Regions from separate parts of the Homo sapiens genome. Here region 2 is linked to region 1. Evidence: chromatin contacts called from ENCODE Hi-C or POLR2A ChIA-PET data. All regions are on one chromosome and are shown on one strand. Each heading gives the region's core, a stretch centred on a gene start or an enhancer-like site at or near the end of the contact. The rest is flanking DNA. Distances are from core to core; before and after follow the strand shown.

Evidence for each region. A loop is a pair of places that touch in the nucleus more often than their neighbours do. ChIA-PET counts read pairs that join two places held with the same protein, here RNA polymerase II (POLR2A). Pooled maps may share reads with other maps.
Region 2: a map of CD8-positive, alpha-beta T cell shows a loop between it and region 1 (25-fold over the local background). The contact joins the promoter of HNRNPUL1 here to the enhancer-like site in region 1. A Hi-C loop is called at or near these places in 1 of 168 maps with a recorded cell type or tissue (CD8-positive, alpha-beta T cell) and 3 of 50 pooled maps. POLR2A ChIA-PET finds 5 or more read pairs at or near these places in 1 of 52 experiments (T-cell).

Annotation. Positions count from the first base shown.
Region 1 is chr19:35,211,816-35,215,845 of GRCh38, reverse strand. It overlaps LOC105372379 (a long non-coding RNA gene), which reads right to left. Exons shown (of 3, transcript XR_935938.2): 3 at 1-211. Among named protein-coding and RNA genes, the nearest start is that of FAM187B, 15 kb to the left of the region's middle. RefSeq lists enhancers at 1,820-1,869, 1,910-2,109, 3,358-4,030. Within about 2 kb of position 1,770, at least 25 of the 41 ENCODE cell types and tissues checked have a DNase peak (open chromatin) inside an H3K27ac peak, as active enhancers do; they include CD8-positive, alpha-beta T cell, where a contact is called at or near this core.
Region 2 is chr19:41,262,217-41,266,797 of GRCh38, reverse strand. HNRNPUL1 (heterogeneous nuclear ribonucleoprotein U like 1) reads right to left here and starts at 2,426. Exons shown (of 15, transcript NM_007040.6): 1 at 2,000-2,426. The coding sequence starts at 2,294. RefSeq lists silencers at 1,901-1,950, 1,971-2,040, 2,131-2,370 and enhancers at 2,376-2,914, 2,915-3,454, 3,455-3,994, 4,351-4,440, 4,471-4,520.

The DNA of each region.
Region 1 (4,030 bases), core at 521-3,020:
GGGTTTGAGTTTTGCTTCAGGCACAGTTAGATCCAGGTGCTCACACAATGTCCTCGAAAGTCATCTTCCTCCATCTCTCTACTCCACTTTTTTTCTGCATTCCCTTAATCCTCAAGCAGATGCTTCCCACAAAGAGATGAGGTGTCCTTCAGCAGCTCCAGGATTCCATCACAGCAGCTTAGCAACCTTGATGCGGGGTGAGCACAACCACCTGTAACAAGAACATCAATGGTAGCAACAACATTGGAGTATTTACTGTGTGCCAGGCTCTCGTCTGAGTACTTGGCGGGTGTTTGCTTATTTTATCCCTATTACACCCTATAAGGTACAGATAATCATCACTCCCATTTTACAGATGAAGGAACTGAGGCACAGACATTACAGGAAAGGGGTCCGGATCCAGACCCCAAGAGAGGGTTCTTGGATCTCGCACAAGAAAGAATTCAGGGCAATTCCGTAGAGTAAAATGAAGGCAAGTTTATTAAAAAAGTAAACGAATAAAGAATGGCTACTCAATAGACAGAGCAGCCCTGAGGGCATCTGGCTGCCCATTTTTATGGTTATTTCTTGATGTTACGCTAAACAAGGGGTGGGTTATTCATGTCTCCCCTTTTTAGACCATATAGGGTAACTTCCTGATGTTGCCATGGTATTTGTAAACTGTCATGGTGCTGATGGGAGTGTCATATTGAGGACGAACAGAGGTCACTCTGGTTTTGGTGGGTTTTGGCCAGCTTCTTTACTGCAAACTGTTTTATCAGCAAGGTCATTATGACCTGTATCTTGTGCTGACCTCCAATCTCATCCTGTGAGTTAGAATGCCTAACCATCTGGGAATGCAGCCTCATTTTACCCAGCCCCATTCAAGATGGAGTTGTTCTGGTTCACATGCCTCTGACACAGAGAGATTATATCCAGGTTTAAGGTTACATTGGTTGCAAGTGGTGGAGCTGAGCGTTGAACCCAACTGGGCTGGGTCTAGAGTCCTTGCTCTTAACTATCACTAGCAGAAAAATAATAATAGCAAAACGTTTTTCAGAGCAGATAATCTGTGCCTGGCATTATTCTGAGTATCAGGAAATCATGATCATGATCAACATCCATTGAATCCTTCCAGCAGCCCCATGAGGTAGATTCTATGAGGCATTACCTTCATTTCACAGAGGGGGGAAATTGAGGTACTGAGAGCATAGACAAGCCTGAGGTCCTCTATGGAGCAGCTGGGACTTGAACCTAGGCAGCGGGGTTCCAGAGTCCACATCTGCCACCCCCAGGGCCTCATCCCTGAGTCAGGGGTGAGGTCAGCCTCAGAGAACTTCATGAAGTAAGATGGAGGGAGGGGCCCAGGACAGCCCAGCAAGCTCACGAGTCATGTGTCCACCTTTCCCTCCTCTCCCCTCTTCCCATAGCCGGGTCCAGTCTTCCCAGAATTCACCTGTGAATAGACTGACCAAATGCAAGCTGGACCAGTGGGGTGAGTCCAGGCAAAGCCAGCAAAGAGGCCAGTGGCCCAGCCTGAGCCACAAGGCGGGGCTTGCCAGGGCCCACAGTGGCTGGTGTAAACCTATGCCAAGGAGGGCATGGGGGTGGAAGGGAAGACCCCCTCATTCCCCAGGGCAGCTGGGGCTCACTTCGAGTCCTGCCTCACGCACCTGCACGTGACTATAACCTTGACACTCATCAGACCTCTGCAAAACAATCCTCGTCCACTGCCCTGACAGGAAGCCTGGGCAAGATGCCAAGTCATATTTAATGCGTTTATGAGAAACCAAGACATGGCTATTTATAGCCCTTTGATTCATCTGCCAAGTGAGAACCGGGTACATGCAATGACATCTTACGAGTGGAAAGTAGGCAATGCCGTCTGCCCCTTACCATAGACAACAGGCACACCTTGCTGCGTGGGCTCAACAGGTTCTCACGCCAACCTGTGGAAATGCCACGGACAATGGTCCCCATTCTGCAGTGCAGAAACTGAGGCTTGGGAAGGGACAGTCACTTGCTTCATGGACAAAGTGTGGCAGGGCTGGGGATGGAATCCAGGCGGACTCTTAACTCACCCTGCAAGCTGTCTCGGCTACACGGTCCACACCCCACTGTCAACTCCTTTAAAGACAAAATTCTTGGCCGGGCGCGGTAATCCCAGCACTTTGGGAGGCCAAAGTGAGTGGATCATGAGGTCAGGAGTTTGAGACCAGCCTGGCCAATATGTTGAAACCCCGTCTCTACTAAAAATACAAAAATTAGCTGGGCATGGTGGCGTGTACCTATAATCCCAGCTACTCAGGAGGCTGAGGCAGAAGAATCACTTGAACCCAGGAGGTGGGGTTGCAGTGAGCCGAGATCATGCCACTGCACTCCTGCCTGGGTGACAGAGCAAGACTCCGTCTCAAAACAAAACAAAACAAAACAACTGTTTTCTGAATAGTTCATGGGACTCTTTGGAAACATTCTGCTTGTTTCCTGCCTTCTTTTTTCAGCCCTATCTCTTCTTTCTGGCCCTCTTCCTTCTTCTTTGATATTAAAATACTTTTCTTTTTTTTTTCTTTTGAGATGGAGTCTTGCTGTGTTGCCCAGGCTGGAGTGCAGTGGTGCGACCTTGGCTCACTGCAACCTCCACCTCCTGGGTTCAAGTGATTCTCCTGTCTCAGCCTCCCCAGTAGCTGGGATTACAGGTGTGCATTACGATGCCCAGCTAGTTTTTGCATTTTTTTTTTTGAGACAGAGTCTTGCTCTGTTGCCCAGGCTGGAGTGCAGTGGTGTGATCTTGGCTCACTGCAAGCTCCTCTTCCCGGGTTCACGCTATTCTCCTGCCTCAGCCTCCCGAGGAGCTGGGACTACAGGTGCATGCCACCACGCCCGGCTAACTTTTTTCGTATTTTTTTTTCAGTAGAGGTGGAGTTTCATTGTGTTAGCCAGGATGGTCTCGATCTCCTGACCTCGTGATCCGCCTGCCTCGGCCTCCCAAAGTGCTGGGATTATAGGCGTGAGACACCGTGCCCGGCCTAGTTTTTGTATTTTTAGTAGAGATGGGGTTTTGCCATGTTGGCCAGGCTGGTCTTGAACTCCTGACCTCAAGTGATATGCCCACCTCAGTCTTCCCAAGTACTGAGATTACAGGTGTGAGCCCCCAGGCCCGGCCTAAAATGCTTTATTTCTTGTCTCTCCTTTCTTCATTCCTTTCCCCCTTCCTTTCCTCTTTTTCCTTTATTTCTTCATCTCTTTTATTCAAGGCAATAAACATGATATTAGCAATTGCTGATGTTAGAATGGGCTCACAAGTATCCCAAGTCTTCCTCGCCCAGCCTCTGTTGATTCTCAAGTACATACCACGATTCCCCCCATTTCACGGACATGGTGGGAATGCCAGGGCGGCTCCTCCCAGCTGAGTCCCCAGTGCATTTGGTTTGCTCCTGTCACTGACACCCGTGGTGTTGTGGCCACTGAGGCTGAAATCCAAAAGAGGGCACCAGAAATGCATCGAGAAAGTGCCCACCCTTGAGGAAATCTGATGTTCGATTTGTCCTTACTCTGCAGTGATCTTTTTTGGTGGGAGGTTCCTGGAGGTGTCCCCATTGCCTTTCATGGGGTCTCCTCTCTGTGCCTAAGTTTCCCCCTATGTAAAATGGGGTTAGCACTGGTACCTACCTCATTCTTATTGTTGGGAGGATTAAACTGTAAGGAGTGCTTAGAACAGTGCTTTGGCAGCATGTGCGTCACAAATGTTTCCTGTTGTTGGTGGCGCTGTTGTTATTAGACCCTGGCTTTGGAAGCTGGGTCAGACACCTAGCAAAACCCTCTGCCTGGGTGTGCCCACGGGGACTGTTCTGGGCCGCAAGCTTCCAAGCTGAAGCCTGCCCTGCAGGCAGGATGTCCGGCCTCCAACCGCAGCCTCCAAATCTTGATCAACAACTCTGATTTTATTGCCTCTCTGCCCAGATATCATCAGTGGGGGCATGGACGCTTACATGAATGCTTGGGGTCTCATAAGGGGCACTCTGCAGATTCCAAGATTCACAGCTTCTGGCCT
Region 2 (4,581 bases), core at 1,177-3,676, 6.1 Mb before region 1:
GAAATTCTCTTATGAACAAGTATCCAATTCCAACCCCAAATCCTGTCTCTTCTGTTACCTCATTTCTCTCCTTATCCCCTTAGCCCCAAGTCCCAGGGTGCCCTCTTTTCAGAAAAACTCCACAAACTCTTACGCCAGAATCCCTTCTACTTACTCCTTAACCTTTCCAGTCCCCCCATTTCCCAGTCCTACTAGAAAGCTGCCCTGAGGCCTGGTGCAGTGATTCACGCCTGTAATCCCAGCACTTCAGGAGGCCGAGGTGAGATCACCTGAACCCAGGAGTTCAAGACCACCCTGGGCAACATAGCGAGACCCCCCATCTGTATTTAAAAAAAAGAGAAAGAAAGCTGCTTTTTTCTTTTTTGAGACGGAGTTTCACTTTTGTTGCCCAGGCTGGAGTGCAATGGCGTAATCTCGGCTGACTGCAACCTCCCCCTCCCAAGTTCAAGCGATTCTCCTGCCTCAGCCTCCCGAGTAGCTGGGACTACAGGCGCACACCACCAGATCCGGTTAATATTTGTATTTTTAGTAGAGACAGGGTTTCACTATGCTGGCCAGACTGGTCTTGAACTCCTGACCTCGTGATCCGCCCGCCTCGGCCTCCCAAAGTGCTGGAATAACAGGCGTGAGCCACTGCACTCGGCCCGAAAGCTGCTTTTTTTCTAACTGAAGATTCACGCCGTCCCATATCAGGTTTTCCTCTCCTCAGACAACCGCAGGTCTACCCGAACCCATTCCCAGAGTCACAGCTCCTGGCTGATGAAGAGTTCCGTGCTGCTCCCCGAGGGCCCCCACTCCCTGGGTACACAAATAACTGCTTCTGGGAACCGTCGAGATTTCTCCTGGAGACGCTCAGGTCCAGAAACATTCCCCACACTCCACTCTGAGGCCTCCAGTGAAGTCAACAGGTTTCTTTCTCTTTGCTCCCTACGGCCTCCCCCCTCCCCATATTCGCTAAGCCAGATACGTACTCCTGTGCTGGACACAGGATCCTCTGTCTCCCGCCACATATTTCATCCACTTGGAATGTTACCAACTCATCTGCCCCCATCCCACCCCCAGCTACCCTCTGTTCTCCAAAAACCCCACAGTTAGCTCCAGACCAGTCAGCAGCAGCCTCAAGAGTTATTTGCCCTCAGTTTTCTTAGCTCTAGACCCCCAGATCCTTTGTCCAGGAAAGCATCCTCTCCCCCGCCAGCCTCTGGACACCAGGGCTCCCTATACCTCTTCTAGAAGCCAACCAGAAAGTCCCCAGATCTCCCAGCACCTAATGTCCAGGCTGTGCCTGCTTCAAGGGTGGCCTTCCAGCCCCGGAAGAGAGATGGGGGTGCCCCCTAGTTCAATCTCCCGCAGCCCCTAAATGCTCACTAGCCAAACTCCAAAGCACTGAGTCCATTAGGACCCTCCCCAGCCACAGACACCAGCGCCTCCACCTCTCCCACCCACCCCCGTACCCAAATAGGAGAACGCCCAGGATCGCATCCAGCGGCATATTCCAGGATCCTCCTTCCTCAGAACTCTCGCAGCCCCGCACACCTGGACATTCCTTCCCCACCCTGGAAACACGGCTCCCCACCCCCCAGCCCACACGCTGGGCTAGCACGACCGCCAAGCCCACGGAGCTCCGTACCCTAGGATCCCCATTTTCGAGACCCTCCCCAACCCAAACGGAAAACCTCTTGTTCTTCCGACTCTCTTCGGCTCCAGAAAGCAGTTTCCGGTCTCCGATCCCTACGGTACGGAATCCTCCCCGCCACCCCCGTCCCTCACCTCCGAAACCCAGAGGCCCCTCCCCCAGTGTCCCCCCTGCACTGAGTGTCAGGATCCACCCTCCGGTCGTGCTGGGGCCCTGGTCCCCAGATCCTTTTCGGCGGCGGGTAGCGGGATCCCCCGATCCTCAGGTCGTCTCCCCGACCTCAGGCGCTGGACTCCCGCGTCCCACAGCCCTTTCCTCGGCCCAGGCTCCGGGCTCCCCGGCCCCCGCCCCGCGCACTCTCACAATGTCCGTCCGGCCCCGAGTAGCCGCCGGGCTCCGCGTGCGGCTGCAGCCCGGGCGGCGGTGGCTGCGCGGTCCCCTCCAGCTCGGAGCCCCCCTCGGTCTCGACCTCCTCGTTGATGTGCCCGGGTCGCCCCGGTTCGTCGTCGGCGTCGAGCTCCCGCTCGTCGTCAGGCTCCTCGGCCTCCAACGCCGCCTGCAGCCGCTCAGCAAGCTCGGCCTTGAGGCCTCGAGTGTCCAGGCCGCGGCGCTGCAGCTCCTCGCGAAGTTCGTTCACCTTCAGACGGCGCACATCCATGGCCCGGGCCCCCGGGGTGGCCCCCGAGCCCGGCCCGGCCTCCCAGGGCTCTGTCCCCCTTAAACCTTTCCTGTCAGGAGGCGAAGGGGGAAAGGGGGGGGGCCCACTCCAATGGCGGCAGCGGCTCAAAATGGCCGCCGCCACCGCCTCCCCCCTCACTCGTGCCTCGTCCGATGTTACATGAGTGCCAATTGGTCAGTGCGTGGGGCAACGGGCGCGGGCCCGGAAACCTAGCCAATCAGAGCGCCGTTTTCAAAACAACGGCCACGAGAAGGCCTAGGAGCTACTGGGGAGGAAGCGTTGGCCTACGTCGAAGCCGAGGCCGGAGCGGAGGGCGGGAAAAGGCAGGAGGCGGAGCGCTTGCTGATTGGGTAACTCTCGCGCGCCGGCTGCCGTAAGGTCCAATGAAAATAAGGGAGTAACAATTTGGTCCAATCAACGGTAAGATCTCAGAATGAGTGTCCCACGGCCTTTCCTGCGCAGTCCTTTCATCAAACTAAGTGTCTCTGTAACACACATTCCGATTGGTGTACATCTCCCGCCCCTTGAGGAGTCCGAGCGGGTAAAACCACTAGAACCAATCAAATGGAGGGTCGGCAGAAACCCCTCCTTCCTGTTGCCTTTAAGAAACCGGAAAGAGATGAATTCACCAGGAGCCCGCCCCTTGCCGTTAGGGCGGTTTCAAAACAATCTGCCCACCAATCGCAGTTATTGTCTTAGCTCACTAAAGCTGGTAGCGATGGCTCATTTTAGGAAAAGTTCACCAGATTGGCCGTGCTTCAGAGGACTGCCTCACAAATTTCGCTGTAGGAGGAGGTATACGAAATAGAGATTAAGTGGATACACAGTTCGTAATCTGGAAGGAACCCAGTTGCCTTTAGGAAAAGCAAAATTTTGAGTTGAGAGAGTCCCGAAGGTTTGGCTATAGAAACTAGACTAACAACGGGAGGCAAGTTGTAAAGGACACGGCCTCCCCTTCCCTTGGGTAGTCCGCGGCCGCCTTGCTCTATGGTCGGGTACCTGACGTGGAACGGGCGCTCTGCACGCGACCATAGAGCCTTCCCCTCCCGAAAGACATCCAGAAGTTCACCGACCGCTCTCCCGAATCCTCTAATCGGCTGTTCCCGTAAATCGGGCTGTCTGGCGTCTGTACCGACAAGCTCAACCCCACGGATCCGTCATTAACCTTCGCGCTCAGGAATACAAAAGCCACAGAGCTTCCCAGTGTCTAACGCTGCACCACCTGTCGCCTCTAACTCAAAACAAAACTCGAGTAAGACGCAATCGGGATACATGATGCAGACTCCCACTGCCTCCTGAGCCACACGTTAAGCCCGCAAAAGCCACACACTATCTCTACTCAGACAAAGGCACACCCCGCAGTCGTAAACAAACAGGCGTGCGTCAGATCAGACGCATCCAGTTCTTTTTTTTGTTGTTCTTTTTTTTTTTTTTTTTTTTTTGAGACGGAGTCTCGCTCTTGTTACCCTGGCTGGAGTGCAGGGCCTCTATCTCAGCTCACCGCAACCTCCGCCTCCCGTGTTCAAGCGATTCTCCTGCCTCAGCCTTCCGAGTAGCTGGGATTACAGGTCCCCGCCACCATGCCCGACTAATTTTTGTATTTTTAGTAGAGACGGGGTTTCACCATGTTGGCCAGGCTGGTCTCGAACTCCTGACCTCAAGTGATCCGCCCGCCTCGGCCTCCCAAAGTGCTGGGATTACAGGCGTGAGCCACCGCGCCCGGCCCCAATTCCGATCTGCTTTGGGTAAGGCACCCCGCTGCAGTGTAGATGTGCCCACTACGGTCCGCAGAGGCAGGCGGCATCGAATAATAAAGATAACACAGGATAGTTGCACTACAAGCGAACACTACAGCAACCCAAACACACAGCACCCACTCAGCAGCGGGACAGACACTCACGTGGGCCCAGAGGTTCCAGTCCAGACACCCCGCCCCTCGCCCACGTCCGACTTCCTCTCTCTCTCTCTCCTCCCAGCTTCCCACAATGATTTGTTCTAAAAAAGTTTGTGGCCCGGATTGAACTGTCCCCGGTTCTCAGGAGCCGCCACTGGAGGGCGTCCGGGCGCTGCCAAGGGTTTCTCCATTTGCTGCCGGCCACACCCGCGAACGCCCGCTCGCGAGTGCGTGCCAGACACGGTGGGCTGGTCTTCGCTGGAGGCCCTTTGTGGGTCCGTGATGATCGGAGGTGTTCTGTGCCTGTGTTTCTATGTCAGTCTGAACGTTCGGGGTTGTGAGTACCTGTTGTACTCTACATGTCTCTTGAGT